Regions from separate parts of the Homo sapiens genome. Here regions 1 and 2 are each linked to region 3. A link is a contact called in ENCODE Hi-C or POLR2A ChIA-PET data. All regions are on one chromosome and are shown on one strand. The core of a region is the stretch at or near the end of the contact, and the rest is flanking DNA. Distances in the headings are between cores, read along the strand shown. Region 1 has its middle 4.1 kb from the start of MICAL1. Region 2 has its middle 10 kb from the start of CCN6. Region 3 holds the start of AMD1 (adenosylmethionine decarboxylase 1).

What was found. Hi-C counts contacts between places; a loop is a spot of excess contacts on that map. ChIA-PET counts read pairs that join two places held with the same protein, here RNA polymerase II (POLR2A). Pooled maps may share reads with other maps.
Region 1: a loop to region 3 is called in a map of B cell, with 4 times the contacts of the local background. The contact joins the enhancer-like site here to the promoter of AMD1 in region 3. A Hi-C loop is called at or near these places in 2 of 168 maps with a recorded cell type or tissue (B cell and naive thymus-derived CD4-positive, alpha-beta T cell), 4 of 37 single-sample maps with no recorded cell type and 13 of 50 pooled maps. POLR2A ChIA-PET finds 5 or more read pairs at or near these places in 4 of 52 experiments (CD4-positive, alpha-beta T cell, GM12878, activated CD4-positive, alpha-beta T cell and 1 more).
Region 2: a map of CD4-positive, alpha-beta T cell shows a loop between it and region 3 (7-fold over the local background). The contact joins the enhancer-like site here to the promoter of AMD1 in region 3. A Hi-C loop is called at or near these places in 1 of 168 maps with a recorded cell type or tissue (CD4-positive, alpha-beta T cell), 1 of 37 single-sample maps with no recorded cell type and 9 of 50 pooled maps. POLR2A ChIA-PET finds 5 or more read pairs at or near these places in 4 of 52 experiments (CD4-positive, alpha-beta T cell, T-cell, activated B cell and 1 more).

What each region holds. Positions count from the first base shown.
Region 1 is chr6:109,457,778-109,461,884 of GRCh38, reverse strand. It overlaps a transcript of MICAL1 not described here. Among named protein-coding and RNA genes, the nearest start is that of MICAL1, 4.1 kb to the right of the region's middle. RefSeq lists an enhancer at 2,692-2,741. Within about 2 kb of position 1,529, at least 4 of the 41 ENCODE cell types and tissues checked have a DNase peak (open chromatin) inside an H3K27ac peak, as active enhancers do; they include B cell, where a contact is called at or near this core.
Region 2 is chr6:112,041,742-112,045,851 of GRCh38, reverse strand. No RefSeq gene overlaps it. Among named protein-coding and RNA genes, the nearest start is that of CCN6, 10 kb to the left of the region's middle. RefSeq lists a silencer at 1,988-2,087. Within about 2 kb of position 2,656, at least 40 of the 41 ENCODE cell types and tissues checked have a DNase peak (open chromatin) inside an H3K27ac peak, as active enhancers do; they include CD4-positive, alpha-beta T cell, where a contact is called at or near this core.
Region 3 is chr6:110,872,702-110,876,961 of GRCh38, reverse strand. AMD1 (adenosylmethionine decarboxylase 1) reads right to left here and starts at 2,177. Exons shown (of 9, transcript NM_001634.6): 1 at 1,747-2,177. The coding sequence starts at 1,856. RefSeq lists enhancers at 325-1,039, 1,040-1,755 and silencers at 1,003-1,192, 1,223-1,292, 1,353-1,602.

The DNA of each region.
Region 1 (4,107 bases), core at 280-2,779, 1.4 Mb after region 3:
TGCCAAATGTCATACAGTAAGTGGTAGAACCAGAACTAGGGCACAGGCTTTTAAAACTTTAAGCTGGATTTCTTATTCCCAAGGTTAATAGAACCAAAAGAAAAGGACAATTTTCTTATTAAATAAGTAATTTCTTATTTATTATTAAATACATAATTTATTTCCCACTTATTAAGTTCTTATTAAAAATTACATATTTAATAAGAACTTACTAATTAAAGAATGTGACCTGCTTAATGTAATAGAAGTTTTTGACTAAAATTGAGGGTCTATGTCTGGAATTATAGCATACTTTTTTCTTTTTTTAAGTGGAGACAGGGTCTCACTATATTGCCCAGGCTGGCCTCAAACTCCTGGCCTCAAGCAGTCCTCCCACCTTGGCCTCCTAAAGTGCTGGGATTACAAGCATGTGCCACCTGCATACAATTATAACTTTTTTACATAAAACAATAGTAGTGAAAGTTACGGTCTACAGAAATTCAGTAACTACCATATAATCATGTTAGTGTTTCACTACTATTGATTTAAAGCTTAATTGGTAAGAAAATGTGGCACATATACACCATGGAATACTATGCAGCCATAAAAAAGGATGGATGAGTTCATGTCCTTTGCAGGGACATGGATGAAACTGGAAATCATCATTCTCAGCAAACTAACACAGGAACAGAAAACCAAACACCACATGTTCTCACTCATAGATGGGAATTGAACAATGAGAACACTTGGACACAAGGCAGGGAACATCACATACCAGGGCCTGTCATAGGGTGGGGGGCTGGGGGAGGGATAGGATTATGAGAAATACCTAATGTAAATGACAAGTTGATGGGTGCAGCATACCAGCATGGCACATGTATACCTATGTAACCTGCATGTTGTGCACATGTACCCTAGAACTTAAAGTATAATTTAAAAAAAAGCTTAATCGAAATTTGCCAGTTGGATGAAAGTTACTGGTAAGGTGAAAATGTCTTAGTTAACAGGAGCCTCTGTAAGTGAGCCCTTTTTTCAAATTTTTGACTGAGGATATTTTAAGTTTAGGGTAGGTTTGTTTTATTTTTGTTATCCTTAATAAGCATTAAGGTAAAATTTCATTTTCAGTTTCTAAACTTAAGCCTAAACTCTTAAGAATTGAAAGAAAACTCTTTGTTTTGCTTTTGTAAATAGCAGATAAAGAGGAATGACCTGTGAAAAATCTGCTTGCCTTGCCTTTTGTAAATAGCAGCTCTCAAGGAGTGACCTCTAAAAGAAGCTGGAATGTTGTGATAGTTTATCCTGCTCTCAAATCCTTTACACATAATTAAGCAGCAAAAGACTTTAGCTTACTGGAGTGTGTGTGTGTGTGTGTGTGTGTGTGTATTTATATATATATTTCATTCTAACTTGAAACATGGGACATCAACAGCTTTTAAACTAAAGCTCATTCGATTACATTTCTTTTTTTTTTTTTTTTTTTACGTAGGGTCTTGCTCTGTCACAGGCTGAAGTGCAGTGGCATGATCATGGCTCACTACAGCCTCTTAGCCTCCTGAGTACCTGGGACCACAGGCATGCACCACCACCACACTCAGCTAATTTTTAGATTTTTTTTTAGAGACAAGGTCTCACTACGTTACCCAGGCTGGTCTCAAACTCCTGAGCTCAAGTGATCCTCCCACCTCAGCCTCCCAGAGTGCTGGGATTATAGACACAAGCCACTGTACTCAGCCCACATTCTCAGTAATACAAAATGTAGGAATTTAAACACATTTTGGTAACAGCAAGGGATCTTAGCTTTTTTATGAGTCTGAAAAGTGGTACTATATTCAGTGTGAAGTGTGAAAAAAGGAAAAAATTTGAGCAGGGGTCAGGATAGAGAACTTTTATTCTGAATTCATAATATCCATAATATGTCACTTTAAATATAATTCAAAGATGATTTTCCAAAAGAATAGTTTGGGTATTGGTTTTAGTTCATTCATATGACTATCCTTGTTAAATGAAAAGTCAAACTGAAGCTTCCTTAGACTAAATCAGAGTTAAAAACAAAACTACATTTTAAAAATCCACCTGTCAAGATAATTTTAGTTTGGTTAATTAAGTGGCTTCTGGATAAATGTTTCTTATAATCTTAGTGTTTGAAGGGCAAAGGCAGTCTTATTACAAAAATATGGGCAAGTATTTAACTGATCCTGAACCTATTTATGTGTTTAATCTTTGCAGCCTCTCAAGGTAGAGTCCTTGTGTTATCTCAGAATCTATGAAATCATAATTGTGCTTTGACTTCTGGGGAAGGTATTGAGTAAAAAGCAGCATACAGAGGAATAAGGTGGGAAGGAAAAATAGGAAAGAATGGGGGCCCCAAGTTTGTGATTTACCCACTCCAAGCCAAGAGACAAAGCTGGGTGTCATTCTTGAAGGGGCCCACCTGACCCCCACACCCAATTCATGGCCATGTTATGTCAGTTTCACCTTGAAATATCTTTTGACTCCATCCACTTCTCCCATCCTCACTATACCATGTCACTTGCCTGTACTCCTGACAAAGACCTGATTGATCCTTTCTACCACCTCCTGCTGGGCTTTCTCCACTGGAAGTGGTGATCTGTTTGGGCTCACCATTGTACCCTTAGCTTAGCATCAAACAGAGTGCCTTGCTGAATGAATGGATTTGCATTAGTTATTAAGATAAATATGACCGTGTCTCTGCTCTGCTTAAAATCCTTCTACAGAGTTTCCATTGGCCTTTAGAATAAAATCTCCAACTTCCTCTTGGGACCCTCTTCCCCATTCTCATTTCGTCACGTGGTTCCTTGGTGTTCCCCAAACATACCCAGCTCTTTCCTGCCTGAAGGCTTTGTGGCAGGTGGTTTCTCAGCCTTGAAAGTTGTCTGCCCCCACTCTGATTCATGAGTACTCATCTGTCCTCTAACCTCAATCAAACCATGTTGTCACATCCTCTCATGGCACTCTCTACACCTTTGGCGCAGATGTCACTTTTTAAATCATGGGCTCTGTCTCTGGCTATACTGCAGCCACAGCTTCCCGGCCCAGGACCATGGGTTTGTTGCTTGAAGATACTGGCCTGCAGGTACAAAGCCATATTACAGGTGACTTAAACATGCCACCTACAGTACTAGGGACCCAGTTTCTGGGCCCAGGAGATAAGAAATTGGGAGGTGACAGAACATGGTATGGGGCAGAGGAAGGAGGATCCTGTCGTAATGGCTCAGGTTTTAACCTAGGCTACTGCTAGGTTTTACCGTTTGCAAAAACATTAGAATGGGACTCCTTTTTTTCTTTTTTTGGACGGAGTTTCACCCTCGTTGCCCAGGCTGGAGTGCAATGGAACGATCTCAGCTTACCGCAACCTCCACCTCCCGAGTTCAAGCGATTCTCCTGCCTCAGCCTTCCTGAGTAGCTGGGATTACAGGCATGTGCCACCATGCCTGGCTAATTTTGTATTTTTCATAGAGTTGGGGTTTCTCCATGTTGCTCAGGCTGGTCTCGAACTCCCGACCTCAGGTGATCTGCCCGCCTCAGCCTCCCAAAGTGCTGGGATTACAGGCATGAGCCACTGTGCCCAGCCTTAGAATGGGACTCTTTAAACTGACTTCATGTGTCACCCACTTATTTGATCCAATATGAATTGGCCAATGTGATTGTGCCAGTATTTTTAGTTCTACATACACATAATTTGAATCATGACTCAAGATTCTAATTAAGGAGAGAAATTCTTGTGGTTAATAAATAGCTTTAATAGAGTTTTTTTTTTTTTTCTTGGAAGAAATTCTAAGTAGAACTTGGTTTGGGTCTTCTAGTCTGTTCATTTCTTAGGACAGCATTGAATGATAGGATTTTGGAGTAGAAATGGGCTGAGAAGGCTGAGTAATTAAACTGCCTCCATTTAGAGATGGGCAGACGAAGTGTGGTTGGTGACATCCAAGGTCACACTAGGCTAGCGTGAAGCAAAGCTGGAATCCAACCAGACCTTCTGGATTCCAGAACAATGTATTCCCTGCTGCTTTATGCCCCCATGTTAAGTATTTAATTAGCATAAGTTGAAACTTCAAGTCAGCAGTTTTTAGCACTGATGAACTCATTATTGTTCTCTGATCTTCTTTA
Region 2 (4,110 bases), core at 1,407-3,906, 1.2 Mb before region 3:
AAATATATAAACCAGTAATGTAGTATTTATTATCATTCTCAAGTATTATGTACTGTACATAATTGTATGTGCTATACTTTTATATGACTGGCAGTGCAGTTGGTTTGTTTATACCAGCATCACCACAAACATATAATGCATTGCACTGTGATGTTGGAATGGCTACGATGGCACTAGGTGATTGGAGTTTTTCAGCTACACTATAACCTTATGAGACCACTTTTGTATATGAGGACTGTCATTTACTAAAACGTCATTGTGTGACATGTGACTGTATTGCACATCTCACTTACCTTTTTTTCTATATGTCTTTCTGTTAAAAGCATCCCATTTTTTTTTTACAAAGCACTAGCCTCACGATCCCAACGTGACTCTAGTCACATGTGCATGAGAGAGTAGGTTTGTTTTCTCTTCTTCCTCCACTAACGTGTATACAAGCCTTGTTAATCAACACCTGTGCATTCTCTGAGGGGCTGTTCTGTGCGTGCTAAGGTGCTGCCAATGCCCCCCACCATGGATGGAGGGACAAAGAGGTGCCAGGCTCTGCTTGGTCCCCTGTCCAACTTTTAATAAACCAGGTCCAAAAATGAGCAACCTCTGACCACCACAAAATGCTCTGCCCAGCCATCTGCGTGGGGCTTGGGTCAGAGTCTCCTTGAAAATAAACAGGTGTCCTCATTCCAAGGGCCTTTAAAAAAGTCAGGCTGTGGCCCAAGGAAAACAAGGCCAAATATCTCAGAGGTTTATAATTCATTTTGTCACTTGGCCTTGTTAGTCTGGTTTGCAGGGGGAGCTCTGTGTGGGAAACAGGGCTGAGTTAATCAGAGGCAGACACCGAGGCCGACCACATGCAAAGGAGAAGCAAGAGAAGAGGAGGACAGAAAAATTTCCAGTATTTCCAAATGTGGGTGAAGCTAATCTTTCAGAGAAGGAAAAGTATGCATAATGTGGTGTGTCATTCCTGATTTGTAAAATGCTTGCACATGTGAATCATAATTCAATTAGATGGGGACAGTGACAGGCATCCTGGACTTGGAGTCAAAAGACCCTCATTCACCTTCAAGCTCTGCTACTTTTCTGAGCTCACTCACCTTAGACAATTTCCTTCAGGCCTCCCTGCCTCCAAGCTTCCTACCTCCCCCAGTCCAGCCTCAACATTGCCATTTGATCTCTTTTTCTTAAACACAAATTAGATCATGTCACTCTCCCGCTCAAAACCCTTTTTCACTCCCCCTGGAATAGAACCCAGCTCCTGGGAAGCACAGTAGAAGGCCTTCCACGATGAAGCAACCTCACCCCTGCACTATCCTTGCCTCACCTGCCAGCTCAGGTAGCACAGACCTGCTGTACTGCGAGTCCCCCAGCCTCTTGCTTTTGCTTATGCGATTCTACCAGGACAACCCTGCCCACTGCTTTATCTGATAAGCAGTTTGCACAAGCGACTTCTCCCCTGAGAACGCTTCCTAACCAGCACCCACAGCAAAGCTCCTCAAGCAATTAGCGTGCCACCCTGCCCTTGTAAAGCCCATACTGCAATCATCTGTTTATATGCACGGTTGCAAGATTTTGCTTATAAAAATAATGATAATAATAGATGCCCAGTTAACTGCTTTAGCATATATGGGACACACACACACACAAATTCCGTGTTAACCTGAAATTCAAATTTAACTGGGCATATGTTCATATGGCTTGTCCCTACTAGACTGGGTCACTGAAAATAGAGACTGAGACATCTTCATAGCCTTGGTACCCACAACATGACTGACTTACAGCAGGGGCTTGGGAAATACTTACTTTAGAGTTTTTAGCCTTAAAGTTACTAATCTTACAGGAAAATGAATAAACACTCCACTCACTTTTTATTTGCCTTCTTCAGTGAGATCTACATTAAGTGAGATCTAGGTTTTGCAGAAGGCTAAAGGTCACCCTTCTGCAAAATCTAGATTGCAGTTTCCAGACTGTCCGGCTCCAACCTGCCATGAGCCCCTGCGGACGCTAGATGGCGGAATGGGTTAAGGGACTAGCCCTGCTCTGGGGTCCGGGCGCCCCTATATAAAAGCAGGCGCTTCCTCTGCCGCAGAGCCCTGCATTATTGATTGTGACGCTGCCGCAGAGGTGGGAGGAGCCCGCCGCCATCTCGCCAAGTCTGCAGTATCGGGAACATGGCTTTAGGATCCTTTTCTCTCTCTGCAAAAAGTCCCTCGATAGCTGGAAAGAGAGAGCTCTCTGTGGCCCACATGATTGTTTTCATTCATAGGAAGATCAGACCTTCCCATAGTCAGAATCATTTTTATTTCACATTGTCATTCTGAATAGCGGCACCAAAGAATAGCAGCTGTACTTTCTGAAAGCCACTGATTTGAATCGGCACCTATCGTAAAATATTACCGCGTCACTGAAAGGCAAAATAGTCGGGGGCGGTGGGGGAAATTCATCATCTCTTTAGGTTTCTCAGTTACAAAACATTCTTATAAAAATAGATGAAAGTACTACGGACGTAAAATAGTTTCATGATATTTAAAACCACGGCCGTATTTTCAACCAGCATTCATTGGAACCGGAATCTGTATCTTGGAACTGAAAAGCGCTGATCTGAAACTAAACCGTGGGTGGGGCCCTGACGCCGTCCCCTCCGTGGCACCCTTCCCTCCGGGCCAGCAGAGGGCGCTCAACGGGCAGTCAAAGGGGCTCTCGCAGGAGTCCTGCCTATACAAACATTTTATTTTAGCAGGGAACTGAGTTGTCTATTTACTCACCAGTGTTTTTATTTAGCCAATGCCTTTCTTTGAATATAGATGTGCTGATTAGAGTGCTGTATTGTTCCCTCTCTTTATGAGCCACACATATAATGCATCCTCCATGTTGTCTCATTTGAGTTTCCTTTGTGAAATGAGAATTTAGAGACAGTGTAAAACATCTTGACTAAAGAATCTTAGATTCTGTACTCATAACCATCAAATATAATTCAACAACACATTTAAAGCAGCTTTTCCTGTTGAATCTTTCCCAAGCATTTTGCTTTTTCTTTCCATTGGAAATATCTTTCTTCATGTATCTGTGTATCATCAGTTTTAGTAATATTTGCTCAAATTAATATTTGCTCAAATTGTGTCGTTATCGGGATACAATTAAGTGGAATGAACAGATTAGGAAAGAGGCAAACAACACACTGGGCCTACTAAAGAGGAGCCTCCTCTCCTACCAGCTGTGAGCTCTCAGTGAGCTCAGGGTGTGTTCGTATGTTCCACGAAAGAAACTAAGAGTTAATTAATCTGTCCTGGTACGCGGAGGTCAATCAAGACAGTTTCCACCTGAATTCAGAAAGGTTACATCATTGTTTAAAAGAAATACACACACACACACACACACACACACACACACACACACACCACTTTTCCAAATCCACATGTAATGTAATTGAATCAACTGCTAAATCAAATGCTGTCTTAAGACTTGACAGAACAAAACTGAGCTCACGCTTACACACACTAGGACTGTTAATTGATGAGGCTCATCCACAAAAGACTCTCCAAAGTGAATCTCGTGTCACAGTTTCAGAGTGTGGAAAGCAACTCTTCAGTCCTGGATGATGGCTTTCAGAATGCCATCTGTGTCCTGTGCATGCCAGGCACACAGACACTGCCCTTACCTGCCCCTCAGGTTTTATGTCCAAAGTTAGTATGTCCACCTTCAGTAAGCAAGAATATCAGTTCTTAAACTCAGGTTCACAATAAATATATTTTTAGAATCCCTTAAATCAAGTCGCATGTAACTCCAAGTCCCCCTTTTATTGAGCTGTTGGACAGCTGAATCATAATCATTATTGGGCACCTCCTCCATCCTGGTTTGGGTCAGGGTTCCAGGTCCCTGCAGCCCACAGGCAATGGTTCCTTCAGGTTTGACAATCCTGCTATTTCAGTACCAGCCTTGGGTCATGAGAACATTGGTGCACTGGAAGATGCTGCATCTAGGGACCAATCTCCCTGGCTGGAGTCGCTGCTAGGGATATCTTGGCACCTCCCCAGCCCAGCACACTGCCAAGGAGAGGTGAGCAGCTCCCATTCTCACAGGACCTCTGACCAGTCTTGGGGGAGGAGAATCTCTTCC
Region 3 (4,260 bases), core at 928-3,427:
GAACTTGGGGAGAACAAAATCTTCTTCCCTTTATTAAGAACATGTACTTACTATTATTTAAGGGCTCAAACATTTAAAAAGCCAAAGTGACAACTTCTGTTATTCGTTTTCTAGGACTGTTCTTACCCAAGATTTTCTAGGTTCTTGCCAAGATTTTCTAGGTTAATTATCCTGATCACAATCGTTTTACCAAACGTCTATCACAAATACCATCTTTCTCATCTGTGAAATGAAGGAAATACTAAGCTTCTCCATGACCAAAGTCCGCTTCCTATAATCTCACGTGAGCCTGGCACGTAGTAAGCGCTATAGACATTTTAAGTGTCACACGAAGCTTGAAAAAAATGAGACGTGTGACATTTTAGCTATGACTAGTATTTTTTTCTACAATGGAATCGTTCAAGATACACTGCTAGAAACCGGGTTTCCCGTCGTGCCTTAAAGTCTCGGTAGCACGTGTCTGCCTGGATTCCCTTTTCCAGTTGCTTTTTGTCAAGGGACAGCTCCAAGAACAGCTAACACTCCTAAAACGCCCATTGGTCCACACCCTGGGGCCAGGCTCTGAGTGCGGCCCAGGAGCCCATTGGTCGCCGCCTCTCAATGAAGCTGGCCACGCCAGTTACTCCGCTGCACCGCCACCCTAGCCGCACTCGTGCGCAGAGGAGCCAGGGATCCGGTGGCAGGGCCTAGGAAGGCCATTGGTGGCCACCGGTGCGACCGCCGCCAGGAACAAGGCCTAAGCATCCACGGGATCTCTGGGCTTTTATATAAGCATGGATTTCCACAGCAATACCAACTAAAACGCCTCTTCGGCGCGGTCAGCCCAAGTATCTCTCGCGTGACGGCCCGCAGTGGGAGTGGGCCCCAGATTCCTTTGCTCAAGCTTAAGGCATTAGAGGCATTATGTCCTGGGGCAGGCGGGCCTCCCTCCACCCGCACCTCTCCCGCCCCGCTCCGCCGGCTCCGTAGCAGGTTACACAACCCAAGGTCAAGAGATTGGGGAGCAGCCCCCAGCGGCCTCAGCGGCCGTGTCGAGGGCGGCCCCGGGGACTGCGCCGTCTGCCCAGCCGCCCCGAAAAGGCTCTGGCGCAGAGCATGTTAGGGGAGCGGTGGGGCCCCGCCACTGCGACATAACTGCTCCCGCCCAATCCCCGCCGCCCGAACGCCACATGCTGCCCGCGGCCGCCGCGGGTGGGAGGCCTCTTCGCCAGCCCCTCAGACAAGGCCGGGAGGGCCCCTCCTATCCGCGCCCGAGGCAAGAACAAGCGCCGCTCCCGCCCTCCATTCCCCGAAGCCGGCACGCCCGAATTAGCGCCTGACTAAGCCCGCCGAGCCACACCTGCCGGAGGCAACCCGCGCAGGCGCCCCCGACCCCCACCTGGGGCCCCTGCCGCCAACTACTACGGAGGGAAATGTCGGGAGGCGCGGGCCGCAAAACCACCCCGGGCCGCGCCGCCCGCCGCCCAGCGCGGGACGTTACCTGAGCACGCGGCCGCGCCGGCCTCCTCCCCTCCCCCAGGGCAATGCCAGGCGCGGCAACCACGGCGGGAGAAGCCGGCTCCGGCCCGCGTGGACATGGCCGCTCTCCCCCAAACCGCGCACCTTCCAAGGCCGCCGAAGCGACCCCAGGCCGCAGACTTGCCCCCAACTGAAAGCTGAGGGAACTCGGGCTCCACCCGTGGCTGGTGCCTCGGCGGCGGCGACAGCCCCCAGGCCCGGATGTCAGCGAGCGCCCCGGGGACCCACCTTGGGATAGTGCGAAGATCCCCAGATCCTTGGTTTGCGTCGGGCTGCTGCCGGGAGAACCAAACCTCCAGCAGCTTCTCGGTCCCTTCGAAAAAATGTGCAGCTTCCATCACCGTGAGACTAGCGAACAACCAACAACCACAGAAAATCAACTAAATTAAACCTCTTCTCCCGCCGCTGCCGCCGCCGCTGCGGATTGTTCCAGCTGTGTTACTAAAGTTCAGGTTCCTTTTTTTTTTTGCTATAATTTTATATTAACTTTTTTTAAAAAAAGGACTAATAAAATTTTCCCGGCTTTGTGTGAGCGAAAGTTGAACGTGAGTCTTTTGGAAATAGAGGCAGATACAGTTCAGTCTCTTGTATTCCGCTGCTTTCCCGTTAGAGAGAGTAGAGCGAGCGCTAGCTAATGTCGCCGGCCATACTGTGTAAGCGAGAGCGCTGCGTGAGCACCGCCCTTATATATCCCGGCTCCCCCCAAAAGACCAGGAAGTGACGCATCGTCCCACCTCCACGGCCTATAGCTGCTGCCGCCTGTCAATCACTCGCGGCCGAGTGGCGGCTGGCTGGCCGAGGGCCTGGCGGAGAGCGCGGGGAGCTGCCCACTGCGCTGCGGCTCGGGCTCTGGCCGGCTCCTGAGTGGGAGTTGGTGCTGTGATGTCCAGCTGGGGACTAGAAACCTCGGATCGAACGCAGAGTGGGTGGGGAGAGCGGGAACGGAATGAGGAAAGGCTGTGCAGAGCTGTTTAGAAAAAAAAAATGATTAGCAGAAAACATGGGTGGGTCCTTAGGGGTGTTGGCGGGGTTCAGCGGGGACGGTGGCCAGCGCTGGGTTGGCGTGGTGGTTTTGATCTTGTGCAGTTCACCGCGACTGCTGAGGTACTTGGCCATTCTTAAAAGTGTGTTTTCCCAAGGCGAACGCAGCCAGGCGTTAAAACTAAACATTTGTCCGTGACGCGCACGTTGCCAGGGGTCGAATTAGAAGGCGCTTTAATTCTGCTCACGCCTTGGCTGATGTGCGAATGAAAGCAGTCCTCGGCTGGTTTATACAATAGCCAGAAGCATTGTCTTCCTATTTCAGAAGAGAAAAGCAACGTGGCGCCCAGCCTTGGAGGGCCCCGGCTTTACCCACCTCCCACCGTGTGGCTCGCCATGCCTCCGAATTGGCTGAGCACAGCAGCCTCCGGGAAGCACTGGCAGCTCCGTTGCTCCATTAGCTCAACTGGTGGGAATTTATTCAGCAAAACTACTTCTAGAAACTGAATGTGTTAAATATAATCTGAACTTATTTGATCATGTTTTTCTTTGAATTTTATCAAGCTGATGTATTAATTGATGGAGGTTCTCCTTACCCCCCAAAATTTACAGTGCTATCTTCCCATGTGCTTAAGAAGGATTTACCTGGAAATTAATAAAACAGGGATTCCAGAGCTATCACTGGTGGTAACTTAAATAACTATCAGTCTAATATTTTATAAGTGTTAAGTATAAAATAGTCGTCAAGCCATGGTCAAACAGTTTAACCTCAGATGGCAAAACTGGTAACAAAGTTATTACTTTTACTTGGGAATATGGGAGGAAAAAAACCCAAGCTGACATAAAAATTGCTATTGTCACAAGACAAAAGGACTTTTCGCTATCATCCTTAGAAAAAAACTTTCCCCAAAGTGAAATAAGATGATGTCAACATGAAAAATCCACTGAAAAAGACATGGTTTGGGTTTGCACTCTAGATACCCTGTAGAATAGCTCTTGTCTTACAAGAACGTGGTTCACGTGTCTCCGTGAAACCTGTTGAAAGAAGCTATGTTGTGAGCTAGGTACATAAACTACTCTTGCTTTGTTTTGTTTGTCTGAGACGGAGTCTCGCTCTGTTGCCCAGGCTGGAGTTCAGTGGCGTGATCTCGGCTCACTGCAACCTCTGCCTCCTGGGTTCAAGCGATTCTCCTGCCTTAGCCTCCCGAGTAGCTGGGATTACAGGTGCATGCCAACACACCCGGCCAATTTTTGTATTTTAGTAGAGACGAGGTTTCACCATGTTTGCCAGGCTTGTCTTGAACTCCTGACCTCAGGTGATCTGCCCACTTCGGCCTCCCAAAGTGCTGGGAGGCCACCGCACCCAGCCCTCTTGCCATGTTTTATAAGCATCCAACTCAAACTGCGGATTGGGACAAAAGATAATAAATGTTGCTTATTTTATAATGATAAAAGAATGTGGTTACTCTACTTGGAATAAAGATAAAAGAAGTATTTCTGTGTTTTACAAGCTGTTCAATTATTTGATGGTTCTTACTGAAGAATCTGCCTACTAAACCACCTCAAACACTAATTGTGGTATAAACATAATTTGGCTTATAATTGCTTATAATTAGTTGCTTCTCAACTACTATTATGCTTTTTTCCCAGTGCAATTTAAGTTAATATAAAAGTGCCAAGAATCTTGGCAAAGTAAATCCTTATTAATTTGATATAGGATAATTTAAATAGTCTACCAACTGGATTGGTCCTTTGTAAAAT